2 separate regions of the Homo sapiens genome follow, and region 2 is linked to region 1. The links are chromatin loops, found by intact Hi-C in ENCODE. Cell type or tissue: breast epithelium. All regions are shown on one strand. Each heading gives the region's core, and the rest is flanking DNA. Links, peaks and the distances in the headings are about the cores only.

Region 1 (6,915 bases), core at 1,306-6,305:
TTCTCGTAATCAACAGCAACCTGTCACTATCGTAATTTTAAAAGACTTAACTATTTTGTCAGAATGTGTTCCTTAAAATGATGCTTTTACAAAAAGAAAAAAGAAAAAAAAATCAGATTGTGGGTTGTGTTTTAGAAAGACTACAGTCATTTTTGGTTGTAATCTTATATCCCAGAAATTCAAGAGGGGCAGCTGCTCCAGCCAAGTCAAGGAGGAAGATACCTACTATTTTCCAGGTTCCTACCATTTTAGATTCTATAATTTTGGAGCTGCCAGCAGTACTTCAGGCAGATGGTTTCCCAAGTGTAAAACTGTTCCCCAGGAAGGAAAGAGAGTCAGGTTACTCCTTCCTCATGAGCCAAAATTCTGAAAGTAAAGGGGTGTGTTCTTTCTCTAACCTTTGGCCTAAGCATGACTTTGTATTGAGTTACTACTCCTAGAAATCTTCTGTTTTCATTTTCTACGATTATGGTCCAGGTTTTAGACTCAGGAACAAATGGCAAGCATCCATGCATCATTTGGAGGTTCTAGAAGAAAGAATGAAAGCCCATGACACTATTCAGCTCTTTTATTTTGTTTGGATGTAAATATAAGTTTTAACTAATTATTTGACTCATTTTCCCTGTGAACGCATCTTCTTTTAAGTGGATCTCCATGCTTTTTGCTAGGCAGTTTGGTCATTTCTTAGTCTGGCCAAACCCTTTCTTTGAGGTTTCCAAGCTTCCTTTGGAATATTATAACTGTGTATCATCAGCAGAATTTTCAGTTTTCTTTCCCCCAACTATTTGTTAATGTTTGCTGAAAGGAACCTTTAACAGGAAGTAAACTTGCTTGGCATGGCCCAGCTGTGAGTGAAGCTTGAGTGAGAGGTATTTATGACCTGACAGGAAGATAAAGATAAAGATAAAGATGAAGCTGACTTGGTGGCTGTTAGCAAGGGGAGAAGGAAATGTTTATGACCCCATCTGCTGGCGTTTCAATAGGATAGAACTGCCTTTATGGCGTCAATCTCCCCTGTGACTTCCTTCCATTTGGGGAGTGTTATCTTATTTCAAGATGTTCCCACCGAACACACTGTTGTCCCCTTTGTTTAGGGGCAAAGGAGGAAGGAAGGACTTTGTTACTGGAATGTGGGGATGGGGCAGTATTTATGGTTATGACTCAAGCTGGAGAAAAGGCTTCATTGGAGTTGACTGTATAGTCCAGGAAAGCTGCCATGCATTCTGCTACTTCCTTAAACATTATCCACACTGAAAGCAGAACCACATTAGCTCTGGTCATTATCAGGCATTAAGGCTAACCATTTTCTAACATTATTATAAGTAGAATTAGTGTAGCTTGATTTCATTGCACACTGTGGGGAAAATAATTTTATTCTCTTAGTTCCTTGTTTCTTGTCTTTTATTTAACATCTCTTCTTTTTCTTCTCCTGAACTTTTTTCTTTCTTTTTCTTAGAGGAGGAGACATTTAAAACCAACAGGTGCCATATCTGCTTAGTTCAAAATCTATGTACATGTAACAAAAGCAGAATGAAATGATTCCTTTCTTAATGCTAGCCCAGGTTAAGAGTCTGCAGATAGGTTGATAGTCCTTTGTGAGGTAATACATTTTTAAAGTGCCAAAAATGTAGGAATATTTTTAGAATACAATAGCTTATGCATCACTGAAGCCTGTTTTATATATATATTAATAGCATTCATTGTACTGCAAAACAAGTACTTATTCCTCGGTTTTATTTGCGCTTCCTCCAGGCCCATTAGTACAGATTAAATTTTTTATATTGATGCTCAAACAATCAGCACAATATATGTAAATCAGGGACTTTAAGTTCTTTGGCACTATTCGTATGGATATATGTTACCATGTTCAACATGGCCTTTTTTTCCCCTTTGCAAAAACAGGATTTTGTTCCTTTTTAGTGTGAAGATCCTATTTCCAAAAGATGAACTGTTTGACAAATTACACATGCAAAAAGCTCAAAACCACAAAGAGAACAACTTTCTTATTGCCATTGGGTTTGTCTGATTTATAGAACAAAGGGAAGAAGTTTTGTTTTGGGGGTAAAATACCCAATCATGGGCTTATTATATCTCTTTAAAGTCCTATTTTTATTTTTACTAGGGGAAGTCAGGGAATTTGAAAGGGCAGGGAGGGAGATGGCTTGCTCAAGCATTTTTCACCAGAGAATTCCACAGTAATATTTGTTTTAAATGGGAGAGTCCTGTAGTTAAGTTGAGAAATTAGTTATAATGTTTGTATCTGATTACCTAAAGACTGGAAGGTAATAGTGTGTGACGAGTTACATTTTACATCACAGTCCAGGTATAGTCAATTTGCAAAATGGAAATATTGTGGTGGCAATGTTCCTTCGAAGAGTTAGAGCTATCACAGAAATAAAACTTCATATAAGCATTTATTGTTATAATGCCAAGAGTTGATTCTTGATTTTTACAGAACTTTCTCCAAAAAATATTCTACCATTCCTTTTACAGTACAGGCTCAAGTCTTGGCATATTCAATAGACTAGCCAATCCAATTCTAACCGTTTTTATTCAGTGTGGTTCCTGAGAATAATTTGATAGACCTACTAGGGGAGATCCTATCACACTTACAGTATTCTAAGACCTTCTTTTGCACTACAGGTTATCAAATGGCCTTCCTATTAACAAAGGTTCAAACCACACCATCAAATGGTTCAAACCACATAACCCCTTGTCTTAGGAGTTAAGCTAGCTTCCTAACCCTTCCTTGCAGTGGTTAACTCCACTGAGGAGCTTTCTATCAGCAATAATAGCTTCAAGGTGGGAAATAAAAAATGGAGAGTGTTTAAATTGTTAATGGGTTTCATGTTCTTGTCACTGTTGAGGGTTTGTTCCCTTTTATAAACTCATAGTTTTTGGTTGACATTGCTTTTATGCGAGCCATCAGCCAGTTGGTGATGGTGTTGCTGTGTTAGACCATTACTGCCGGATTGTATTTGCAGTAAAGAAGGAGAATGGAGGCTGTAAATCTGTAACTGGAGATTTAGGGCTCTGTTACTCTGCAGTTTAGGCCCATGTGCTGGGGAGTCCATTCTCCTCCGGCAGAATTATACCCTGAAAACATGCCTTTCTAGGCACACTGATCAACGACGTTCATTCCCTGGGCTACCAAGGCACTTAATACAGCTAATTCAGTTAAAGAAGCCCGAGGGGTGAGGTGGATGAGCCTCTTTCCCTGCTGGAAGCCAGATGCCAGGCAGGTTAGTGATATTGCTTTATCCCTTCCCCCAGGTAAAGCTTCCAGGAGAAGCAGTTACTGCAAACGCAGAGAAAAATAATAAGAAAATGCTTCTAGTGTTGTTGGACTCAGTTCTCCTTCAAGCAGGAAATGCTGTCTTAACTCAACCTCATTAACCCCTTTGATACTAAGCCCATTATCAGGAATATTCAGGAAGCACATTCTTTCAGAATTCAGGATGTGTCAGGAGCCTTGATATCTTGACATCATTGTACAAAACTACCAGCAAAGAATGGAAAGTAAGAGAATAAGTGCTTTTGGGACAGGTAACTAAAAATGGAAAAAACTCCCAGTTTGGAAGATTATATCTGTTACTGCTGGGTTCAGAAATATTTTGAAAAGACACCAGAATTAAGTATATTTAGAATCACTTTATCAATCATGTATCATTTCTACTATTAGATGTTTTATAGTGAAAAGAATGTTGGAATGTTTCTTTGGCTGGTGAAAGTTTTAAGCATGGTTTTAGATCTGTTTTGTTTTGCTTTGTTAGGCCTTCCCCGAGAGAGGAAGAGTATTAAATATAGACTTATCTGCATGATCCATGTGAGGCATCTGGGTCTGCTTTTTGTGTCAGCTGAGGCACAAATGTGCATGATTTAACCATACAACTATTGAACTAGCATTGGCCTATTAAGACTTCAGATGATCTGTTCATGAGCTGTCAGCCCAAATTGAGCTTGAAGCCTGCTGTAAAAGATCTAATTTTCATAATTATCCAGAACCTTCACACCCTGCTTCCCTTCAGTACCACCCACCTCCACACATGCACACAGAGGAGTAAACACATACATATGGACACAGAGACACAGGGCAGCACTGTCCCTGGAGATTCATCAGGCCTCTTGCCCGAAAATGCAGAGTTCATCCAGGGGTCAGAACTGGCTTTGACTTCCTGTTTGAGGAGCCCCATGTGTGGTGTTCCAGCATTGCTAGAGGCTAGTGATGACTAAGTAACCTTTTCACACTATAGCCTCCCACCAAGAAACAAGGTCCCTTATGATCTTGGACCCAGAGTGATTAGGGCACAACAAATATCTTTTTAATATATAAGGTGGAACTAATGCCAGTAGAAATAGCACTTTGCTGTCTCATGGCCTCACATTTATAAAAAGAGGATAGAGCTGTTGTCTTTGAAGATGAAGAATTTTAAAGGCAACCTGATTTAGTCTCAGAGTACACTAGGGACTTTCATCGTTTAGTAGTTGCTTAAGGCTAACTTTGAGCTTTACCTGACCCAAGTCTTCAAAGGAAGCCATCATACTATGTGTGGAGTTCAGCTGGTAATATCTTTCTAGGTAATCTGGATTGTGAACGAGTGGGAACAGGCAGCACTTTCAGGTTTAACTCTTTGCAGCACTGGGATAACTGGCACATGCTTCAAGGATTAGGTCATTCTGATGTCCCTCCAGTAATTCCACTGGAACAACACTGCACAATAAACCATTTGGTTTCTGGACATATATTGCCCATGTGTGAAGGGTGGACAGGCAGCACTTTACTAGGTTCTTCTCATACAACCTCAGGTTTTTGAGGCTGCTGAGGTTTAAATCCCTTGTCTGAATATGGGACAACTGTATTTCTATACTGGTTGTCGATTGTCTTTGCCCTCAGAGGGCATTTGCTGCAACTCAGGGTTCTACAGTTAGAATAAAAGGAGTTATTTCCTGTCTTCACTGCTTTTTTGCTTTTTTTTATTTTTTTATCATGAGTGGAGACTGAGTACATTACTCAAACCTTGGCTTTTCCCTGAGGTCCGTTGTTTACAGAGAGACATTTGGGTCCCTGGGGCTCACTCCCATAAAATCTTATTATCATATATTTCAAGGCATAAACTTCAGTTGTCAGCTCAGGAGCAGTTCTGAAAGCACTGGCTGCTCTTGTTTTTCTTCTCCTTTACTCTGGTTTATTTTTCTTGCAGCTTTGGCTTTTTTTTTTCCCTTCTCCCTCATATCTAGCAATGCTCAATTCCAAGCTGGCTCGCTCCTTATTCCACTAATTAGACAAGAAGTCCAGAGAGGCCATTATTAGATTCTGAGAATCTTTATCAGAGCCCATTATGGCCTTAAATACTGCACAAACATTTTACTAACTGAATCCATGAACATTTCAGCTGATCCACCTTTGGTCTTTAACATCTACCTTCTTTTGTACCTATAGAGTTATGTTACTGATGATAGAGGTTCTCAACAGCTTATTTTTCTTTGTATTAATTTTCTTAGAGGCCATGATTCAAGTTCATTCTCTCTCTCTCTCTCTCTCTCTCTCTGTCTCTCTCTCTCTCTCTCTCATTCTAATTACTGTTGGTGGGGGTGGAGGGGGTCTGAGAAGCCTGCTTTTCCTTGGTGAGATACGTGTGAGTATGTGTAATGTCATATGTGTTAATGTCACCAGTGAGTAGGATTCATGGTTGCCTGTTTTTCTCTCATTTTCTTTACAGAGCCAGGGATTATTTGTATGGACCAATGGTCTCAGTTTTCTTTCAATGGAAGAATAATTCTGCATTATAATATAGTAACTGCAAAAGAAAGCTTTTTCTATTTCACTCTTTTCTTTCTTAATTCACTGTCTAGTGAGTTTCTGATTGACTCACAGACCAATTAAAGTAAAATTTAATGGAAGAATAGATTAACTCCCTGAGGTTTCCCTACCATCCATCACATTTTTATAGCAGGAGCTGTGAGGAAGCTCATAACTTCATGCTGTGAATGTGATAATAAAGAGGGCACAGAGAGGATTCCGATTTACTGCCAGGCTGATGTTCGCCAGGACAGAATTTACTGCCCAATCCCCTTCCCCTTTTTATTCAGGAGGAGGTCACTAGATCTGCCCTCAGCCTGGGTCTGAGATACTGAAGGGCAGATTGTCAAGTCGAAATTCTTTCCCTTTAATTGGGCTGGTGGTGGTGCGGAATGTGAATTTCACTGTCCAGAGATGGTTATTGTGTTAAATTCATTTCTGTCTTCAGGAAGCTGTGGTCACCCCAAGTGTTCATATTTTTAAAGGGTGCATTTGATTTGTTATGATTCATATAGAAAATCAGAAGTAAGGCCAGATATTTCTGTTTTCAAGTCACTAAGTCATTGTCTTTTATTTATAAGCTTTTTCAAATAACTAAAGATACCTGTCTCTACATCTTCATAGTCAACATTAATAATGTCTTTTTCTGGGCATCTTTCATTTGAAGATCTCAAAAAGTACTTTATAACCATTATTTTGGTCTTTCTGACAGGGCCAAAATAACCTACTAGCCTTCCAAACATTTCGCCAGTTCACTGTTTCTCTGAGTCATCTTAAAAATAAAGTGTGACAAGGATCACAATATAATAGTAGTCATGTGATGGAGCTCCATATCCATGCCTAAGATTAATTTTGTGCACTTATTACAATTTTTTACTTCATGAAGCAAAGTCTGTTTTTTAGGCCTTGACTATTTAAACCTATCTCAACTGGGCGCGGTGGCTCATACCTGTAATCCCAATACTTTGGGAGGCTGAGGTGGGAGGATTGCTTGAGCCCAGGAGTTCGAGACCATCCTGTGCAACATAGGGAGACTGCTGGGCATGGTGGCACACGCCTGTGGTCCCAGCTACTCAGGAGGTTGAGATGAAAGGATTGCTTGAGCCTGGGAGGTT
Region 2 (6,915 bases), core at 605-5,604, 220 kb before region 1:
CCCTGCCTGGCTGGTAAAGTCACTATTAATGTCACTTAAGTCACTGCTTCTTGAGCACTGACCATTGGCTGAGCCCAACCAGAAGCCAGATGACAAGGGAGCCTGTTGAAGCAATGAATAAAGGAAGCGAATTCATCAATTCACTTCTTAGTCCCAAGAGCAGGGGAATAAGGATGGCAAGTGGATTTGGAAGGGCAGAGAGATTATCCAGCACAGTTCCTCAATAGCTCACTGCAAGAAGTTATTCCCATTGAAGCATCTAGGCTAATGCTTCTGAAATTTTATTGGACATACTTATCACCTAGGGATTAAAATGCAGTTTCTGATTCAGTAGGTCTGGGGTGAAGCCTAAGAGCCAGGTGATGCTGATGCTGCTGGCTGGAGACTACCCTTTCAGTAACAGGATCTTAGGCTATCCCTGACCTCCATCCTAAGCCCCACTGAGCTTGTCTAGCTAAGGGGATCAGGGTCAAAAAAAAAACCCTTAGTGCTTCCCTTCCCACTTCCTACCTCTCTTTCCTCTCCTTCTACCAAAATGTCTTCCTGATGCAGCCCAACTACCTAGTAACAATCCAGAATTCTGTTCTCTGTCCTCCTCTTCTCCCAAGGCCAAGCTGGAAATGGGGTGAGTTTGTGGACCCCCAGTACTTTAAAGCAGACCTCTTCAATGGAGGAAATCCTTAGGGAATATTCCAAATTCCCCACAACCTCCCCTGTGTACTTTTTTTTTTTTTGAGACAGAGTCTCACTCTGTTGCAAAGGCTGGAGTGCAGTGGCATGATCTCGGCTCACTGTGACCTCTGCCTCCCTGGTTCAAGCAATTCTCTGCCTTAGCCTCACCAGTAGCTGGGATTACAGGCACTCGCCACCACGCCTGGCTAATTTTTTTTTCTTTTGTATTTTTAGTAGAAACGGGATTTCACCATCTTGGCCAGGCTGGTTTTGAACTCCTGACTTTGTGATCCACCCACCTCAGCCTCCCAAAGTGCTGGGATTACAGGCGTGAGCCACCACACTCGGCAGTTCTTATTTTTTCTCCTCATCCTCATCCTTATAGTCAAGGTTGCTGGAGAAAGCCAGTGATCTCCCAAAAGAAAAAAATTTTCAGCCAAGCCATGGGATGGGACTGGGGAGAGAAGTGTCCCCACTCCCCATTAGAACTTTTCATTGCATGGAGTAGCTCAATGGCCATTCCACTCGTGCACCTTTGAGAGCTGCCAGGGTGTCATTATTGACTGGCTCTGGCCATGATAGAGGTCCCTGCTCCTTCACCAGCACTTAATGCAAGCCCTTTGGAAGGCACAGTGCTGGGAGTTGTTCACAAATCTTGAGCATTAAATAAAAGATGTGCCTGTGTTTGTGTGCGGGACCGATTGGCCACCAGGAGTAAAACTGTGGGTGGTATGTCCATTCCTGGACATATGCAAGCCAGAGAGGCTCCCATTTCTGGATTAATGGGAATCTTCACTCAGTTAGTAATGACTGCCAGGAAGCAGGTTAAGTCTTCATTCCTTATAAGGCAAGGATGCAATAACTCACAAGACTTAGGAACAGGTTTATTTAGCTCTGTTCTAAAGCAGGAGGAAGTAGCTGTGGCCTTATCCCTTGGACCCTTGTTCAGCTTGCTTGATATAAGAAAGATTGGCCCTATGACTATTCCCATTAATTCTAGATATGATGCAGGTATTCATGCTAGCAGGTATATATGTATGATATATGCATGGTGGGGGGCAATGATTGTAAAGCTGGAAGTTGGATCAAGGTAGTTTAAGTACAACTTCTCCTCCTCAGGAATGTAGATAATCTCCTTCTCCTTCTCCTTCTTCTTTTTGAGGTGGAGTCTTGCTCTGTTTCCCACTCTGGAGTGCAGTGGCGTGATCTTGGCTCACTGCAACCTCCACCTCCCAGTTAAAGCGATTCTCCTGACCCAGCCTCCCAAGTAGCTGGGATTACAGTCATGCACCACCATGCTCAGCTAATTTTTTGTATTTTTAGTAGAGGCAGGGTTTCACCATGTTGGCCAGGCTGGTCTCGAACTCCTGACTCAAGTGACTCGCCCACCTCGGCCTCCCAAAGTGCTGGATTACAGGCATGAGCCACCATGCCCAGGCAGGAATGTAGACAATTTTCTGAAAGGAGGACAATGCAAGAACAATAATTAGATGTAGCCCTTCTGAGACTTTCCTCATTATCTATGTTCACTTACCATAGTTCCCACATGGGATAATTTCCATGCACTGTTCTAAGAACAGGAGCCACAGTAAGGGAGGGCTTCCCAGTGATGGCTTGCTAGTGAAGTCAGCACCAGATATTCAGACCCTACTAGTAAATGACTCCCCAAGGGGCATGTATCTGGTGGCCTGGGGATAGTCCTGCTTGCCCCTTTTCCTGAAAGAAAGCGGAAGAGGATGTGTCCCCAGGTTCCTGGCAAGCAAATGAACCATCCCATAACACCCACCTTTCCATTTATTTGGCACTTACAAACCTGACGCCATAGAGCAATTTAGTTTATAAGGAACTCTTTGACTACATTACCACATTTAATTTTTACACAAACCTGTGAGATAGTTAGGGCAGGTTTATTACTATTTTGCAAACAAGGAGCTCATGTTTGGCTGGGTGCAGTGGCTAATGCATGTAATCCCAGCACTTTGCAAGGCTGAGATGGGAGGATCGCTTGAGGTTAGGAGTTTGAGACCAGGCTGGGTAACATAGTGAGACCCTCGTCTCTAAAAAAATATAAAACTTAGCCCAACATGGTGGCATGCACGTGCAGTCCCAGTTACTTGGGAGGCTGAAGTGGGAGAATCATTTGAACCTGGGAGGTTAAGGCTGCAATGTGCCATAATCTCACCATTGCACTCCAGCCTCAGTGACAGAGTGAGACCCTGTCTCAAAAACAAAACAAAACAACCCAAAAAACAATCGAGGTTCACAAAAGTTAAATAATGTACCAACTCATCTGAAGTCATAAGACTCTTAGGCGGTAGAGCCAGGACTGGAGTTCAGGTGTTCTGACTCTTAACACGGTGTCTTTCTTTAAGCTGCCTTCCTTTTATACACTTTTGTCTAGTAGCTAATTTTAATTACTTCCTGAGTTTGTCCCCTACAGATTTGTGAGTGCTCAGAGAGCACTCTGAGAGAGTCTTTGTCTCTTTCATTTACTAATATTCCCTCAACACTTTCAGCAGTGCCTGATACCTAGGATGTGCTTCATAAAATTATGTTGAGTAAAGACAGGAAATAGATCACCAGAAGGTGGGACTCTAATTTTGACTTCTTGGTATCCCTTGCAATATTTACACAATGAGAGAGTAAATATTATTGATAAGCATAATGACCTAACATCCAGTGGGGGTGTGATGACTCCCAGGAAGCCATCCACCCTGTAAGGTAATATATTTTAAGGAAGAGGATCCCTGCCATGGCTTCCCAAATTCTAAGCACTAACTCTCTATTCTTAGCCTTTCTCATTGTCTTCAACTGCCCCTCTCTCATCCTCAGGGTTAGGACATTTGCCCTTCAAACAGACTGCCTGGAAGTTGAGGCTTGTGTCTTTTTGATTTAGGAAATAGGCTCTATGGAGCCTCGTAACAATAGCTCTCATCTCCATGTGTTCCCACTGCCACCAGAAATTATAAAATGGTTTGTTTTTCTCTTGGCAGCCTCCACCCAATGGTTCCCCATGCGTGTGTTGCTTTCTTCAATTTTCCCCTCTACAAAATCTGGTCATGTTTAATAACAATAAATCAGAGGAGAGATTGCAGCCCAGAAGAGAAGTCTGGGGCAGCCGGGGTTTCCACATCTGGGGCCCATTCGAGTTGAAGTGATGACAATTCCTAATAAATGTTAATGGAGAACCTCCTCAGATTCATACACTCCAGCCATAATTTAGCCTGTCTCTATGCCAGATGACCTTTTGAATATCCAGAGTACACCCAGCATAGCAGCAGCTACAGCCCTGGACTGCTTCCTGCATATGAAGTGGAAAAAACGAGGCTGTTGTTATTGATTATATTTCTCCATTTTCCCTTCCCTGGATTTTTCTTTCAAAGGCTCACAAAGCCTTGGGACTCCCTCAGCCACCCAGGTGGTTAGAGACAACACAGTCTGGTTAAAGGATGTTACGCTCTGCTCCTACAGGAGAGCTCCCTAAGAAGTCTGACAGCCAATGCTGGTCGCAGAGAAGACAGGGCTGGACATCAAAATTCTCCCTTTCCAGCCAGGTGCAGTGGCTCATGCTTGTAATCCCAGCAATCAAACAAACAAAAACCAAAGCAAGCAAACAAACAAACAAAAAAAAACCCCACAAAATTCTCCCTTTTCTTGGCTTCTGAGACCCTCTGCTGATTTTGTTTCTCTATCCCTTTCACCAGCCACGGCTTCCCCCACCTGCCCTTGCTAACTAGGCAGTGTGCCAAGCTGGCTTCAGTCTCTGGCTTTTCTCTTCCTATACCTGTCACCTCCATGAGTCCAATGACCACAAGCGGTTTTCTGTTCTGACTTCTCTCTGAAGGTGTAGTCCTGAATTTCTTTCTTTCTATTCTTTCTTTTTGTGAGGCAGGGTCTCACTCTGATCCCCCAGGCTGGAGTGCAGTGGTGTGACTTCAGCTCACTGCAGCCTTGACCTTCTGGGCTCAGGTGATTCTCTCACCTCAGCCTCCCGAGTAGCTGGGATTACAGGTGCGCACCACCATGCCCAGCTAAGTTTTTGTATTTTTAGTAAAGCCGGGCTTTGCCATGTTTCCCAGGTTGGTCTTGAACTCCTGGACTCAAGCAATCCACCCTACTTGGCCGCCCAAAGTGCTGGGACTTACAGGCATGATCCACTGTGCCTGGCCTAGTCCTGAATTTCTACCTAAGGGCTAGGCATTTTCGCTTCATAACCAGCCATTGTCTAAATTCTATTGTCTAAAATACATTATCATTTCTCCCAAACACAGCTGGCCTCTTCTCCAACTTCCATGTATCTATTAAGAGCATTTCTATTATTTCAGCTATACAGGTATAAAATCATGGCGCTTCCTTAGGCACCCTCTCTCTCCTGCCTCCCTTTCCCATCAGGTGATAGAACTATTGAATCTTCCATCCATCCAAATCTCATTCCTTTTCACTCCCACTGCCACCCCACACTTTAGGCCCTTATTCCTTCACCTTGAAATTACCTTCTAACTGCTCCCTCTCTCTGCTAAACCATCTCTGAACACAGTGATCACATATATCATCTCAAGATGCTTTTTTTTTTGAGACAGAGTCCTGCTCTGTGGCCCAGGCTGGAGTGCAGTGGCGCAATCTCGGCTCCCTGCAACCTCCACCTCCCAGGTTCAAGTGACTCTTCTGCCTCAGTCTCCTGAGTAGCTGAGATTACAGGCATGCACCACCATGCCCGGCTATCAAGATGCTGTCTTGATCGGTCCTTCCACAGCTCAAAATTACTCAGTGGCTCTCCATTGACTGAGTATTATTATGATTCAAAGTTTTTCACAATTAGGTGCCCATTTACAATGGAGTGAATCTTTATGTTTCCCCCAAATTCATATATTAAATCCTAGCCCCCAAGGTGATGGTATAGGATGGGACCTTCGGGAAGGGATTAGGTCCTAATGGTAGAGACCTCGTGAATGGGATTAGTGCCCTCATAAAAGAGGTGGTCCCAGAGAGTTAGCTTGCTCTTCCCACCATGTGAGGACACAGCAAGAAGGCACTACCTATGAAGAAGCAGGCCTTTACCAGCCACCAAATCTACCAGCACCTTGATCTTGGACTTCCCAGCCTTCAGAATTGTAAGAAATAAATTTCTGCTGTTTATAAGCCACCTAGTCTATGGTATTTTGTTACAGCAGCTGGAGCAGAGTAAGACACCACTGAACTATCTAAGATCACATAGTGTAGAAGCCAGATGTTTAGACTGTAAATCCTATCTCTTTTTCATTATTTCCCCCTTACCTGCTCTAGTGACATGCCCTTATTAGAAAGAATTTATTTAACAATTTTTTTTTGGCCAGGCACAGTGGCTCACGCCTGTAATCCCAGCACTTTGGGAGGTTGAAAAGGGTGGATCACCTGAAGCCAGGAGTTTGAGACCAGCCTGGCCAACATGGTGAAACCCTGTCTCTACTGAATTTTTTTTTTTTTTTTTTTTTTTTGGGACTGCTACATGCCAGAGTTTGCTGAGTACTGGAGGATAAAGTTGTGAATATGACAAACATTGTTCCTGCCTTTATGGAAACACTTTCTAATGGGGGAGACAGACAAATAAAAAGAAAGAAAATAGGCAAATAAAATAATTGCAAATTGCTAGGAAATAAATAATTTATAAACTGCTAGGAAAGAAAGATAAGAGAAAATAAGGCAGTTCTATGACTTTTTTTTTTCCTCAAGGCTGAATCTTGCTGTTACCCAGGCTGTAGTGCAATAGTGCGATCTTGGCTCACTGCAACCTCTGCCTCCTGGGCTCAAGAGATTCTCCTGCCTCAGTCTCCCAAGTAGCTGGGATTACAGGTGTGCACCACCACACCTGGCTAATTTTTTGTAGTTTTAGTAGAGACAGGGTTTCACTATGTTGGCCAGGCTGGTCTCAAACTCCTGACCTCATGATCTGCCTGCCTCGGCCTCCCAAAGTGCTGGGATTACAGGTGTGAGCCACCACACCTGGCTCAGTTCTATAATATTTTAATTAGGCTTCCAAACTCTCATCTCTCCCATTGCTACTTTTCTGGTTCCTGAAGACGATCACTTCTTAAGGACCCACCTTCTAATAGCTCCAATAAGGAAAACCATAGATGATACTTTGTAAATGCAAATAATTCCCTGAATGCACCTCTATTTTATTCATCTAAATATATAGTAAACAATTCAAGCTAGATTTGGACATTTAGAATCAAAGATGTAATCTAGTGATCCCTCATTTGGACC

The links. Peaks named below come from ENCODE experiments on the same cell type or tissue, not always from the same donor. Only the 100,000 strongest peaks of a DNase experiment are listed, where the experiment ranks them.
Region 2: a loop joins it to region 1, with 5 times the contacts of the local background. A loop is called at or near these places in 3 of 110 quality-filtered maps.

What each region holds. Positions count from the first base shown.
Region 1 is chr17:48,238,485-48,245,399 of GRCh38, reverse strand. The region is part of intron 4 of SKAP1 (src kinase associated phosphoprotein 1); the gene reads left to right. Among named protein-coding and RNA genes, the nearest start is that of SKAP1-AS2, 52 kb to the left of the region's middle. In breast epithelium, for the core only: no CTCF peak of the experiment used is centred there; a DNase peak (open chromatin) is centred at 4,149; H3K27ac peaks cover 2,749 bases.
Region 2 is chr17:48,460,661-48,467,575 of GRCh38, reverse strand. LOC101927166 (a long non-coding RNA gene) reads right to left here. Exons shown (of 6, transcript NR_110804.1): 6 at 1,536-2,129. Among named protein-coding and RNA genes, the nearest start is that of SKAP1, 34 kb to the right of the region's middle. In breast epithelium, for the core only: no CTCF peak of the experiment used is centred there; no DNase peak of the experiment used is centred there; H3K27me3 peaks cover 1,684 bases.